Linked DNA regions of Homo sapiens: region 1 is linked to region 2. Evidence: chromatin loops called from intact Hi-C (ENCODE). Cell type or tissue: IMR-90. All regions are shown on one strand. Links, peaks and the distances in the headings refer to the core of each region. The heading gives the core; the rest is flanking DNA.

Evidence for each region. Peaks named below come from ENCODE experiments on the same cell type or tissue, not always from the same donor. Only the 100,000 strongest peaks of a DNase experiment are listed, where the experiment ranks them.
Region 1: a loop joins it to region 2, with 4 times the contacts of the local background. A loop is called at or near these places in 3 of 110 quality-filtered maps.

What each region holds. Positions count from the first base shown.
Region 1 is chr15:69,759,283-69,767,060 of GRCh38, reverse strand. The region is part of intron 2 of LOC107984788 (a long non-coding RNA gene); the gene reads right to left. Among named protein-coding and RNA genes, the nearest start is that of LINC00593, 72 kb to the left of the region's middle. RefSeq lists an enhancer at 6,059-6,128. In IMR-90, for the core only: a CTCF peak has its summit at 4,172; no DNase peak of the experiment used is centred there; H3K27me3 peaks cover 147 bases.
Region 2 is chr15:69,857,877-69,865,654 of GRCh38, reverse strand. No RefSeq gene overlaps it. Among named protein-coding and RNA genes, the nearest start is that of LINC00593, 27 kb to the right of the region's middle. In IMR-90, for the core only: no CTCF peak of the experiment used is centred there; DNase peaks (open chromatin) are centred at 2,934 and 3,774; H3K27ac peaks cover 442 bases.

The DNA.
Region 1 (7,778 bases), core at 2,861-5,360, 100 kb after region 2:
GATACAAAATTAACTCAAAATATATCACAGATCAAAAACTATAAAGCTCTTAGAAGAAAACATGGGGCAAAAGTTTTGTGACATTAGATTTGGCAATGCTTTCTTGGATATGACACCAAAGGCACAAGCTACAAAAGAAAAAATAGTTAATTTGGGCGTCATAAAAATTAAAACCTTTTGGGCATCAAAGGACACTATCAACAGAGTAAAAAGGCAACCCCTGGAATGAGAGAAACTCTAAGCAAATCACATATCTGATAAGGGATTAATATCTAGAATACATAGAGAATTCCTAAAACTCAGCAACAAAAACAAAGAACCTGATTCAAAAATGGGCAAAGGACTCAACAAGACATTTCTCCAAAGAAGACATATGAATAGCCAATAAGCCATTAGTTCGACATCACTAGCCATTACAGAAATACAAGTCAAAACCACAATGAGATATCACCTCGCACCCATTAGGAGTGCTATTATAAAAACAAAACACACAACAGAAAATAACAAGTGTTGGTGAGGATGTGGAGAAATTGGAACAGTTGTGCACTGTTGGTGGGAATGCAAAATGGTACAGCCTCTGTGTAAAATAATATGGTGCCTCTTCAAAAATTAAAAATAGAAATGCCACATGATCCAACAATTCCCCTCTGGGTATAGACTCAAAAGAATTGAAAGCCAGATCTTGAAGAAATATCTGTACACACAAGTTTATAGCAGCATTACTCACAGTAGCCAAGAGGTGGAAGCAATCCAGGTGTCCATCAACAGATGAATGGGTAAAGAGAATGTGGTGTATACATACAATGAAATAATATTCAGCCTTTAAACAAGGAAAGTCTGATACATGCAACAAATGGATGAACCTCAAGGAAATAATGCTAAGTGAAATAAGCCACTCACTAAAATACCAATACTACATCATTTCACTTATAGGACGTACTTAGGGTAGTCAAAATCATAGAGACAGAAAGTAGAATGGTGGTTTTCAGGTGCTGCGGGGAGGTAATGTTTAATGGATACAGAGTTTCAGTTTTGCAAGATGAAAAGAGTTCTGGAGATAGATGATGGTGATGGCTGCACAACAGCATCAATGTATTTAATACCACTGAATGGTACGCTTAACAATGGTCAGAATGTTATGTGTATATTACCACAGTAAAAAAGCTGAAAGAAATACGTATATAAACACACACACATATATATGTATATAAAACATACAAACACATGTATACAAACAGAAAAAGAAAAACCTAGAACTCAAAAATGTCAATAGTGGTGATATCTTGGGATAATGGAGTTATTGGTGATTTTTCCCTTTCTAATTATTCTAAATAAATTTGTATTACTTGTTGAATTAAAACAAAACCAGGGCCGGGCACGGTGGGTCATGCCTGTAATCCCAGCACTTTGGGAGGTCAAGCTGAGAGGATTGCTTGAACTCAGGAGTTCAAGATCAACCTGGGTAACATGGTGAAATCCCCCTCTCTACAAAAAATACGAAAATTAGCCAGGCATGGTGGTGCATGCCTATAGTCCCAGCTACTTGGGGACGCTGAGATGGGAGGATCCCTTGGGCCATGGAGTTCAAGGCTGCAGTGAGTGGAGATTGTGCCACTACATTCCAGCCTGGAGACAAAGTGAGACCCTGTCTCTAAATAAATAAATAACAAAACCAAAAGACTAAAAATTAGATTGAGGGAAGACCTATTTCTATGAAGTTATCCCTAAATCTTAAGGGATTAACAAAGAAGTTAATCATACCCAACCCTACACTTGAAAACTGGAAACAACCCTTTATTCTATCATTCATAGCATTGTAGTCTAGAATGTTCTTATAGCAGGTAGGTGTTATTTGACCAGCATCCTTTAATTCAGGGCACCACCACTCTGCCATTTCATGATTTTGAAGTGGGATTGACTGGATGTCTTATTCTTTCCCAGGCAACATGGATGAGCCTCAAAAGCATTATGCTAAGTGAAAGAAGCCAGACTCAAAGGCTGCATACTGAATGATTTCATTTACAAGATATTCTAGGTAAGGCAAAATGATAGTGACAACGATCACATTAGTGGTGGCAGGAACTAGAGAGCTGGGGAGGGGGCTGGCTCTAAAGGGACAGGAGAGAACTTTGGGGGATCCTGTAAATGTTCTCTGTTATAAGTGGTTATAGGATACTACACATTGTCAAAACTGAATGCATTGTACACTCTGAAAGGTTAAATTTCACTGAATAAATAAGTTCAACACATGTGACTCAAAAAATAAATTAAAACTTTCGTTTTATTTTTTCTTTTATTTGTTTATTTATTGAGAGATAGAGTCTTGCTTTGTCACCCAGGCTGGAGTGCAGCGGTGCAATCATAGCTCACTACAACCTCAAACTCCTGGGTTCAACTGATCCTTCCGCCTCAGCCTCCCAAGTAGCTGGGACTACAGGTGTGCACCACCACGCCTGGTTAAGTTCTTACATTTTTTTGTAGAGACGGGGGTCTCTCTATGTCTCTGACTCCTGGCCAGGCTGGTCTCTGACTCATGGTGGAGCTGGTCTCGAACTCCTGGCTTCAAGCGATCTTCCCACCTTGGCCTTGCAAAGTGCTGGGATTACAGGCATGAGTCACCATGCCAGGCCTCAAAACTTTTACAACAGTTTTAAAAATTAATAAGAAGGACACTTTAAACAAATCAGCGAGAATGGCGGGTAAAAGACCCTTTGGGGCCTCGGCTCTGCAATGGAACAGCTGGCTTAGGCCAGGGGAACTGACAGCCCCAGAGACATGAAGATCATCAACATCTGTCTTCTTACAAGCAGCAATGGAATGAAAGTGGGAGAAGCCCCAGGGGCACCAGGGAAGAATATGGGCAGGAGGGCTGGGCAGAGTCCGGAGCCCAAAAATCCCCTTCCCTGGTACTGGTGCCCCCTCAGACACTCTGGGCTGTGCCCAATCTGCCTCCAGCTCTGCCTCAGCTCACTGCCTGCTGGAGCCATCTCCCAGGTCTTGGCAGCTCTCCCTCCTCACTCTGGTACTGACCACCTGGCATGTTTTCCCCTCTAGTTTGCTTCAGAGCCTTCTCTCTCCAACTGCTCCGTAGCTAACCCCAGCCTGACTCCAGCCTCCAAAGCCAGCTATTGAGAAAAAAAAATTATAAATGGGAAACAGTTCGAGATTTGGAGCTTATTAGATTTCAAGTTGGGAAGATCTACAAAAGATGCTGATGCTGCTTTGAAGGCACATATACTTCCTTCCTAAATTCTTGCTCTGATTCCTAACTAGCAACAGATAACCAAGTTACCTCACTATCACCTAATGCCAGTAGGAAGAAGGAGAACATTAGAAATAATATTATCCTTGGATATCTCAAAGAGCTAAAGGCTGAAGTTGTCCTAACCAGCTGCTTAACCAGTCACAACTAATTATCAGGTGAGAGAAATCAGGAAAAGCCATGCCACTTCAGCAGAATGGACAGCCCGGCTGGGCCCCATCAAACTTAGGGACAACTAATGTGTTCTTCCAACTCCCTGATGTATCTCCTCGGGATTGTGGTCCATGGCTTCTCTTCTCATTTTCCTAAAAAATCTCTCATAAGCCTGGGGCTATAGGAAATTAATATTAGTAGTGATGGGCTCAATTTCTAACCTCTGCATGGGCAGGGGATGTGGAATTTGCATACCACTTCTGTATATGCCTTCTATATACCATTTCCTAAAAACAAGAAAGACTACCCACCCCACCTCACTCCCAAAATAACCAAAATGATAAAGCCCAGGCTATTTGACAAGGGAAGTTGAGTCTGTAGTCAAATGCTTAAGAGATTTCTGTTTATTTAACTCTGCTCCATGCATCGCTCTAATAAGGTTGTAGAAGGGACATTGGCCACACCAAAGGAAGCTCTCAGGGGCACTCATAAGCAAGGCTTGTCCAGAGAACTCTTGTGGAGGGCTCAGGCTGAGAGGAAATGTAGGACAAGATGCCCCGGGTCCTGGTCCACACTGGCTGGTCCCTGGGAGCCAGACCATGAAACAGAGAGACATGAACCTCAACCAGCACTGCTCTCTCTCTCATCCAAAAGAGCTTCACAAGGAAGGATATCCTTCAACACCTGTCCGCTCCAACCTCAAGCCCCTCCCTCCCGATCTGCTCCCATCCCCAGCAAGGACATCCTGACCATACACAGAATAAAGAGCTCCCCCTTGAGTGTGAAATGAGATGAAGCCGTACATTTCTCCTACAAGGCCTGGAGTTCCTCCATTATTGATAGACCTAGGAGAGTCAAGCATTATCCTCTCCAGGTTCATCTTTCCAAAGGTATATTTTTCTGAAGGGGGAAAACATATTAAGGCTCATGGATCACAGTGTGAATAAACTAAGCTGTTGGTTGATGCTGTTTCATGCTCTGTCTGAAGGAACCTGGGCAGGTGAGAGCCCTGGCACCTGGAGCCAGCTGGCAGAAAGAGCAGGGGAAGGACAGGGGCAGAAGTAAAACTCTATGGATGTCGTGATTTGATCAGGCACCAGCTCTGCCGAGGACCTCTTGCCTCCTGCAGATCACAAAATCCCAGACTGTCAGACCACAAATACTCTTAGTTCCAACTCTACCATTGGAGATACAGGGAAACTGAGGCTCAGAGGGGCAAAAGAGATTCCATGGCATCTTACTCCTGGCCTATGGTTTTGCTTTTTTTCATGAAGAATTTTTGGGATTCTAGAAGCTGGGATAGTAAGGAACTTTAGAGATCATCTAATTCAGACTCGCATTAAAGATGGCTATGTTCTAGAACTCAGCCGGCCACTTCAGACAATAGGCATGGTGCTCTGATCATCCCTGGAGAACAAACTCACATGAGATATGCATACAATTGCGTACCAGTGACAGCAGATTAAGAACCTGGCCACAGTTATTAAGGATCTACTATAGGCTAGGAAGTTGACAGAAATTATTTCAACCTATATTCTAAACTATCTTTTGAAGGCCATTATAATTATCCTCACTTTATGGTGGAAGACACTGAGAATCAGAAAGGTTAAGTAATTTATTCAAAGTCACAGCAGTAGTAAGTTCAGAATATGGGATTTGAACCCAGGTCTCTGAGACTCAAAAAAAGCATGATTGTGTCATTAACTCCTCATGGTGTTTGTATGAAGACAGAGAGATTGAAAAATGTTGAATTTTACCTCTTTATTATCCCTAATGGTGGAGGAGGTGGTGCTGAAAGGCTGATTGTAGAGTTATCAATCTTATCTATCTTTTAGCGTAAGTTCCTGCTTTCATTGACCATCTTCCCAGACTAGGTCACTTTCTCCTATTACACACCTCAGTATTTCCCTTCACAGCGCTTTTCACAGTAGTGATTTAATTGCCAATGTAATTATTTGGTCAATACTTCTCTCTGTCAATAGACTATAAGACCCATGAAGGTAGGGACTGAGTTCAGAGTCTATCTTGGTCACCACTACATCTTCTGTGCCTAGCACAGGGCCTATACCAAATATGTGCTCATAGTATCTGTGGAACAAATAGATGAATGGTTGGACGGATGGGTGGATAGATGCATGGATGAATGGAAAGATGCATACATAGATAGAAGGATGAATGGATGAATGGACGGACGGATGGATGGATGGATGGATGGATGGATGGATGGATGGATGGATGGATGCCTGCATGCATGCATGCCTGGATGGGTGGGTGGACGGACAGATGCATGGATGGATGGATGGATGGATGGATGGATGGATGGATGGATGCATAAATGGATGGTCAAATGTATGGATGGTTGGATGAATGAATAGATGAATCTCAGCTCACTGATGTCCTGAAATGTGCAGTGACCCAAAGCCCTGGGCTCTGAGAACCAAAGCAGACAGGACTTTGTTTTTGTTTCTGAACACTGCCTGTGTGGTGAGTCACCCAATTTTTGAAAACCACATGCTTCTTTCCACAATCAGGCTGCCCAGAGGGGCCCCCAAGCCTCAAAGAGCATCAGGAAAACACTGCTCACACGCACAATTACTGCCAGTTTCTTATCGTTGCTGCTTTGATGTGCTGTTTGTGAGTCAGAGCTGCTGTTGCCTCAATGCTGTTCCTGTTTCAGCAGCATTCTGACATTTTTTTTTTTTTTTAAAGAAAAAAGTCGGAAGTGGCAGACTCTGTCTTTGGGCTAGGACTACAGACTGTTATTTGATTTGATTACTGCTTCATTTGATTATGGATGGACTCGGGATTGAGGGGGATAAGGATATCAAAGAGAAAATGGTGGCCATATCCCACCTACGCTAAAGTAAAGAGTACCACTCCAGCCCTTTGGAAGAGAACATCCCCAACTCTTCCCCAGCAGATCCACTATATGGAACCCACTGTGGTCAGACTGGGGTCTGGCTATTTCCTGCCACACCCTGAACTTTCTCACTTCCTTTCTTACCTATACATTTCCAGTTGCCAAGAATGTCACCCCTCTCCCCATCTCCACCTCTCAAAAATACCATGCAGCCTTCCAAGGCTAAACTCAGTTACAGCTTTCTCCACTGAGCCTCTTCTGTTCACTGCAGTCAACAGTCTCCTGACCTGCCTGCTCTTTGAGATCTTGTAACATTCACTTCCCATGTGCTAATTTACTCATGTTACTATCTGACGATAATGTGCATTTTGCAATGTTCTGTTGCAATTTAAAGGAAGAAAGTTATGATGTCTTGAGGATAATGGCACTCTTGGGGCCAAAAGAAAGAAGCTGGAGTCCAACTAAGCTACTTTCTTCCTATCTGATCTCTGAGAAGTTATTACCCTCAGTTTGTTCATCAGTAAAATCAGGGTTTTTCTAGACTTGAATATCAGATAAGATAATCGTCCTAAACATGCTTTGTAAACTGTACAATTGTGGTGTATATGAAGAATAATTAACATCATCTTCATCCTTTCCATCATTACTGTCAGCATCATCAGCATCATCACTGCACTTCTATTTCACTTCCCATGTGTTAACATACCTGGATAACACATATTTGTTATCTCCTAAGCTGGACTGTGGGTCTCTCATGGTTAGGGACCTAGCGGCATACCTCTGAACCTCCTTATCTTACACATAGCACAGGGCTGGGTACACCGTTGATATCCAGTGACTGTTTCTCAATTGATTGATAAACTCAGATGAAAATAACTCAATAGGAGAAAGCTATATATGACAAGGAATCTTTCAGAGGTCCTGTTTTATTTCTTCCTTTGTTGTAAAAATAACAAATGGAAAGAAGTACATTATTAAAGTCAGCAACATCTCTCCCCGCACCTGACAAGAATGGTCTTGCACATTTTTTTTGCCATATCCCTTGACAGCACCAGGACACTTCTCATTCCATAGTCTCATCCAACCTTCAAGAGAATCCTTGAAAAGGAAACAGGGAACCGCAGGTGCATAACGTCCCATTCTACAGTCAAGTGAAGTGAGGCCCAGCAACATGATCTCACTTACTCCAAGATGGAGCATTGAGTCATTGGTAAAACCCCGCCCATGAAGGAGGTCTCCTAACTCTTGGCCCTTGGATGTTTTGAGGTGGACACTGATTCCACTGAAAGAGAATTTTCTACCACTAATCAAGGAGACAGAGGTTTTATAAATGATACCTTATTTATTCTTCATGGTGTCCTTGAAAATGACCTATCATCATCTCCTTTGTATCCATGAGGAAACTGACACTCTGAGAGGTGAAGTGACCTGCCCAAGGTCACGGAGAAGAGGTGGGGCCAGGCTCTCATTTCCCAGTACCCACTGAGCACACTCTAGGCATGT
Region 2 (7,778 bases), core at 1,818-4,317:
CAAATGTTCTCATTTGAATAACTGCCAATTTATATGCCCCATCAAATTAGATATTCAAACTCTTGCCCGTGTGTATGTACAGTTGTTCCTCTTCCTGGTCCAGGCTTAAACAGTCATGTGAAGGATGAGCTGCCGGCTTCTCTTCTGGGCCCCTGTCTCTTTAGAACTGAAAGGAATAATTAGGGATTCATTTTCTGGAGCATAAATTGTCCCTTTGATGATTGGGCTGGCCCTCTTTTTTGTTACATCTGTCTTAATGATACAATCGTCTCCTTCTCCCATACATGGGCTCTTGAAAATGTATATTTTTTCTTTAATCCCCCTGGGTTTCACAATACCCCTGGAGGTTGCCACAGTGTGAAGTGGGACACACATTTCACAGGTGGGGAAGCTAGGGCCCAAGGTTTCACAGGTAACCACTTGGACTCAAGGCTGGGGTTTTGGATTCAAAACTCAGGCCTCTCTCTTTGTTCCATCTTGATAGCTATACTCTTGTGCATTTTCTTTATTTTGCCTCAGAAGATCAAACTTGATGATAATGTAAAACTTTTATTATTTTCTAAGACTTCTCCAAAAACTACCTGATGACCTCTGTGGGGCATGTGAAGACAGCTGTTCTTACTTCTGTTGTGTAGATGTGGAAACCAAGCCAGAATGTATAGGGCAGGTTAGAATCAGAGCAGTGACTAAGACCAGACCATGGATTCAGCCAGTGATGTGCTGGGGCCAGCTGGGACCTGTTAGGAAGATGATTGTTAGTCTCTCTTTCCAGTTCTGCAGTAGCGGCCTCACATGGGCAGCTGGAAATTGACCCTGGTGGGATTATTTACACCATGTGATATGGTTTGACTGTGTCCCCACCCAAATCTCACATGTTGTGGGAGGAACCTGGTGGGAGGTGATTGAATTATGGGGGCAGGTCTTTTCTGCATTGTTCTCGTCATAGAGAACGAGTCTCACGAGATCTGATGGTTTTAAAAACGGGAGTTTCCCTGCACAAGCTCTCTCTTTTTGCCTGCTGACATCAATGTAAGATGTGACTTGCTCCTCCTTGCCTTCTGCCATGATTGTGGGGCCTCCCTAGCCATGTGGAACTATGAGTCCAATTAAACCTCTTTCTTTTGTAAATTTCCCAGTCTTGGGTATGTCTCTCAGCAGCATGAGAACAGACTAATACACCATGGGAATCATCAAAAACTACAAATCAGAACCCTGTACCTCACCCCTCCCAAACCTAATTCCCGATCTCCCTCTCACAGAGAAGATGTCTAGGATAAAAAGCAGCTTTATTTTCCAGCCTTTATTTTGGCTCTTCCTGGCTACAGCCCTCAGCATCCCACTCTCATCTCTTAAGGCAGGCCAGGCACTGCACAGTGGACTCCTGAGGGAGGTGATCCAAGGACCCATGGCTGCCTTAATAAGGGGGACCAGCTCAGGCCAGTACCCATGGTATATGCAGGGTCCCAGAAGACAGCTGGGGAGCTCCCTTTGTTCTAGAAATATACACCACCCAAATGCTCTCTCACTACATCTCTTTGACCTGGGGGACCCAGGACCCTGGGAGTCAGGACATCCGCCACCTGCCTGTTCTTCTCTGTTTCAGCTGGCTCAAACCCCATGTAGGTAATGAATTCTCTGTCCCTGGAGATGGTCAAGGTGAGGCTGGGCAAACACATGGTCAAATTACTATAGGAAATCCAAGCATCGTACAGAAGGTAGGCCCAGATGTCCCAATCTGAGAAGCCAGAATTGTCCTTTTTGGGGTTGACTCTTAACCTTACCTAAATTTTAGAAGCTGCTGCCCTCTCCTTCTGGGTTAAAAGCCCGGGCCTATTTGCTCCCAACCTGTTCTGTCACATTGCAACACAAGGCTTTGTAACACAGGCTGACAACAAGCTGTCTGAATACCACAGCTGAGGTCCTCCCATGTGCTCAGAACCTAAACAGTGAACTGGGTTGCTAAAATCTCTGATTTCCCTTTGACATTCCCACCAGTAGAACTTCCCTGTAGGAACAAGAAACTGGCTTGAGTAGGTCTCTGTTAACTCACTGACTGGCAGTGCCTCATCAGCCCCACAGATACAGCAGGGCAGTGATGCATGGAGCCCCAGGCTGGGAGCTGCTGGGAGACACGGGCTCTAGTCTTGGCTTGAGAAAAAAACATTTCTCTTTTTTTCTGGACCTTGGTGTTCTCCTCTCTGTGTTGAAAATACAGGCAAATGACTTTGGGCAGTTCATAATGCGAATTTCTTCCTTTTTCCTAGAAGAAATGGTCCGTTCCAGGGCTAACACTCCATCTCACCATTTTTATCAGCTCTCTAATACAGGAGGAATCCTCCAGCAAAAAAGACAAAAAATAGCTACATTTTCATGGAGGTGGGAGGAAATGTTTAGTGCATTTGAGGTTTATTTGTTCGTGACTTATACCCCATCTACTTCCTGAATGTATTTAAGGGAGTTTACAATAGTAATACATATATAAAGTAGCCAAAAAGAGAAAGAAATAAACCAAAGAGGTTTCTCAAGCCATTTAGAGAATTGGGAGAAAGAACTGTTTGGGAGCCTGAGATAAGATCTGATTAACCTCTGAGCTGCCTGGCAGGCAAAGCAAAATGAAGCAACCGAAAGATAAGATAATCCATGGCACGAAGATCCTTTTCAAGGAAAATCTGATCCTGGCCTGGGGGATGGGGCTTTGATGCCTAGGAGACGGGGGTGGCCCACTGGCATTGGGGTGCTCTACTCCTTCATCCAAGTAATGCTATCACTCCACCGCTGACCTCAACTAAACCCCCAGAAAGTACAATGGTGCCTGCTGTATTTCCACACCAGCTTCATAAATAAACATGGACGCCCAGGAGGAATTCCCCAAAGAAAGTTAGGAAATCAGAGTTGTGTTTATATTAAGGAGCAGGGCATGCAAATACAGCAGCTGTTTCCATCCGTAAATAGGAGAGGAGAGGGATTTGGTGGCTGTTTGTGATGATCAAGTGTGGTCTAGACCAAAATAGTCAAGTGTATTTGGGTTGGGAATTAGGTACAGACTAACATGGGGTGACTCGCTTCATGCAATGTCTTTGGCTGAACACATTGTGGACAAACTGGTCCTCCTAAAGTGAATATTATCTTACATGCACTTAGGCAGGCATCAATTAAAAGACTCCATTGGCTAATCTTTGGTCAAGGTTTGAAAACATCTGTTTCCTTGATCCATCTGGTATAGGTGACTTTTCTAATAGATGTTTTGATTGAAGAGGGAATCTAATATACTCATTAAGTGGGAATTAATCAGCTTCCTCATGCCTGGATGGTCGTAAAATGCCTTTGCACCCTTCCCCTCTTCTAGCCCACATTCTTTCTTGTGTCATCACTTAAACAAATCAACTTTAAGTTTATGTCAACTGAGTCAGGAAAGGGACACGGTGTGATCTGGATGCCTGTGATTATTCTAAAGGTGAAGGCGCAACTGCCAGCTGTGTGTGCAGCCCCCACAGAGACAATGTGGTCTCAGAGTTCCTGCAGAAGCTCAACCCCCAGGGTATTTGCTGAGGCTTCAACACACAGGTGGATAAGACAAGAAACCTGCTGTCAGCTGAAGAGGTCAGATTAAGAGAACAGTAACTTCCAGAACGGTTTACAGGAGCCTGAGCTGAGCACACAATGCCTTTCATTAGATATCCCTGAGGATGTCTGCAACCGCCTCTCCGCCCACCCCCACAGCCTGGAAGGAATGTCTCACTCACATTGGACAAACCTTGTGATTCCCCAACAGTGTCAAACCTTCTCCTGTGTCTCACGGGATTTCCCCTGTCTGGAATGCCCCTCCTTAATTTATCTAGGGGTTCTCAATGAGAGGTGACTGTGTTCTCCATGGGACATTTGGTAATGTCTGGAGATGTTTATGGTTGTCACGACTGGTAGGGGGCGGAAGGATGGTGGTGCTGCTGGTGTCCAGAGGGCAGAGGCCAGGAATGCTGCTAAACATCCTACAACGTGCAGGGCAGTCCTCACAGCAAAGGATTATTCAGCCCCAAATGTCTCTAGTGTCCAGAATGTAAATCTCTAGCTAACATGCTACTTGTCCTCCAAGACTCAGCAAGAAGCAACACTTGCTCAAGAAAGCCTTCCTGCATTCCCCCTGGGCTCCCAGGCCTAGTAGGGAGTTGGGCCCCAGGGTAAATGTTTGAGAATGACCATAGGAATGAACACAGGCTTCCATGCCGTCTTCACTTTCTCTCCTGGACTTTCACCTGCCCAAGTCAGTTCCTGGCTAGTGGGCATGGGGAGCTCTTTGCAAAGAAACCTCTGGCCAGTCCCTTCCAGCCTCAGTTTCCCCACCTGTAAAAAAGGAGCACAGACCCTTACAGTGCTGACCCGATTCTGCCCCATGCTCCCTCCCCTCTGAGGTGACAGCTGCTCACTTCATAATCGCCTCAGCATCAACAGCTGAAGTGCAGAGAGAAACCGAGATTAACTCCACTCCAGCAAAACCGTGGGAGACGGAGAACCTTGTTAGAGAGATGACATGAAAGCCTCTGTTTAATTAATCCCCAGAGCAGAGGCTTCTCCGGGCTGCTGATTTGTACCCTCCAGCTGCCTCTTATTTCTGGTCACCTCACATCCTCCTGCACCCCCCAGCTGGCCGAATCGACCCAGACAGCTCCACTTCAGAGAGCAGGAGCCAGGGAGGCGCTGGCTGGGGCACCAGGCTGCCATGTGACCTTGGACAAGTCTCTTTACCTTCATGGGCCTCAGTTTATCTATCGTCCAATGGGGATAATAATGCTCAGGCTGAGTGTTATCATCTATCATGAGAAAGAAGATGCAGCTGGTATTCTGGGACCCTATTAAATATCAGGCCTTTTATCTACATTCTTACATTGTTCCTCATGCTGATTCTCCATCCTATAGAGGAGGAGACCGGGTCTTGGAGGTGTTGATGAATGCATGTGGTCCCATGGTGGTGGAATTGGGATGTGAGCAGTTTGCCCAGCTCCAAGAACCATGTTCTCTCCCATGACACTGGCCTCGTGATCTATACTGCCTATGGAAGACCTCTGGGAACTGGAGCTGCTATCCACACACAAGCCTTTCTCAGAATCACCATCGCACTGCACACTGTCATCCTTCATTAACGGCTAAAGCAGATGGGGGTGATGATATCCTGGAGGAGAGGAAAGTGAAAGAGCCGTGAGCTGGAGGTGGGATTTGAGCTGGGCCTTGGAGGGTGGGCCGGAGAGGAGCAAGGAGGGCGCTCCAGGCAGAAGGAAAGACAAGCCCAAAGGCACAGCAGCTGGAGTGGGTGTGGAGGATGCAGGTGCTCGTGAGAAGGGCACCCCAACCAAGGTAGGGACCAGATGGGAAACGATGGCCATGGGGCTGCAGAAATTGGCTTGTTGGAGGAATAGGCTGTCCTCTCCAACCTCTGTTCATGAAGAGCAGCTCTCAGATCCCTCATTCACACTCTGGGTCAATGATAAAAACTAGCAAAAAAAAAAAAAAAAAATTGAAAAGTAGAACCCTTGGAGATAATTAGCATTTTAATTGGAATCAGTGCTTCAGGCTAAAGGGAAGATGCTTTAATGGTAGAATTTCAGGCAGCAGCTGGCAGGTCCGGTAGGATCTGGGACGCTATTACACCATGCGGGGATCCGCCAGTCCACCCTTTTCCTTCTCCCCCACTTTTCCATTCAATTAACCTCACTGGGTACCTTCTCTACACCAGGCCTTGTGGTAGGGGCTTTACCTATAGGATCTCGTTTAATTCTCAGAACTAACTCCAAGTGTTTTCTATCCCCTTCTTCTCTCAGGCTGGCCAGGGTTTGTTGAAGTAACTTGCCCAGTGTCCCACAGCTCTTACTGACAGGGCTGATATTAATCTTCAGACCCACTCAACCCCCTGTCTGGTGCTCTTCCAATGACAACTCTTGGCCTGATGGAAAGAACAAAGGGGGACTCTATCTCCGCTCCCCAGACCCCAGTTGTGTGTCTGTGTTGGTAAGAGTAAATGTGAGGCTGGGTGTGGTGGCTCAAGCCTGTAATCCCAGCATTTTGGGAGGCGGAGGTGAGCAGATCACTTGAGGTCAGGAGTTCAAGACCAGCCTGGCCAACATGGTGAAACCCCGTCTTTACTAAAAATACAAAAATTAGCCGGGTGTGGTCACATGTGCCTATAATCCCAGCTACTTGGGAGGCTGAGGCAGCAGAGTCACTTGAACCTGGGAGGTACAGGTTGCAGTGAGCCCAGATCATGCCACTGCACTCCAGCCTGGGCAAGAAGAGTGAAACTCCATCTCAAAAAAAAAAAAAAAAAAAGAAAGAAAAAGGAAAAAAAAAAATGAATGCCTGCTGGCCTGGAGATCCAAGAGGGGCTCCAAAAAGTTTATTTCCAGCTAATTTAAGGTTCTCAATTTAAGAACTATATATTGTTAAAAGTATTAACCATTTCATATGAAAATCATTCTAAAACGTTGAGCTTTCCTGTTCTAACAAGCAGCAATTAGGGAGTCCTGGGTGCTATTTATTTTTTCTTTAAAATATTATTTTAAAAAACAGAAATGAGGTCTCACTCTGTCACCCACACTTGAGTGCAGTGGCGCAATCACAGCTCACTGCAGCCTCAAACTCCAGGGCTCAAGTGATCCTCCTCCCTGAGCCTCTGAGCGCTGAGACCACAGGTGTGAGCACCTACACACCAACTAACTGGGTGCTGTTCTATAGTAAAGGAATCCTCTGGGTACCTAGAGTTGAAGACTGCTTGGCCTTTATAGTTTTTCTATTTTGGCCTACTTGGGTGCATAAAATCCCATCACCTGCCTGCCTAATTTGTTCCACTTTTCCAGGGGAAAGAGAAGGTGAAAAAAGACTTGGAGAGGGGTAAAGTAGTGAAAAGCTGGCTGTGTTGGGTTACATGGAAGCAGGCTTTCAACAGTCTCCAAAACAACAGTGGGGGAAATCACACATTTGCTCATAAAACCATAAAGGAGGAGGTGCTTATGCTTTTTACCATTTGGAGCCCGTCTCAAGACACCAAGTGCCCAGCAAGAGGCCAAGCCCCCAGCAAGAGGCCCTGCCTGAGTCCTGCCCATGCTGATCTCCTCGCTGCCCAGAGAACACCCTCCTTGCCCGATGCCCCCAGGCTCTCCCTCTGGTGCAGGCTCGGAGGGGCTCTCGAGGGAGGGGCTGCTCACCCCAGCTAGGGGCAGGCCCAGGCCCCAAGCTGAGCCCAGCTCCCACCCCTCCCAGGGCTTTGCCACTGGAGCCCAGTGAGAAGCAGGAGTGTAGGGGCAGGTCCAAGAACATCCTTCTCCACAGCTTCCCTAGCCAGGAGCTCCAGGACCAGCCTGGCTTGGCTCTCATTCTGTTTCTCAGATTGGTTCTCAGCCACGGGCCCTCCTGTGAGTTTCCTGCCATCTCTCCAGCAAGGACCCTGCCTCATCCAGTCCCAAGCTGTTCTGTGGTTTGCAACTCAAGGACTGCTCCTGGGCAGCATGCTGTGTGTCCTTCACTGCCGCTCTGGCTGCCTTCATTCCCTGACACCTGAGTGATGGCCTTCAGAGACCCTCCTTTCCTGATCTGCACTTCTAATGGACATGGGGTGACCAACCCCTTGGGATAAGCCCCTGGGGGCAAGGGCCTAGTATGTCTGCCTGAGCACCCCCACAGGCAGCAGAGGCTTCCCTCTGTCAGTATCGACCGCCCTGGCTCGGGGAGCTCCTCACTAAGAGAACTGAGGTTTGAAATAGCAGTCCCAGCGGGACCCTTTGATCCGGAGCCTA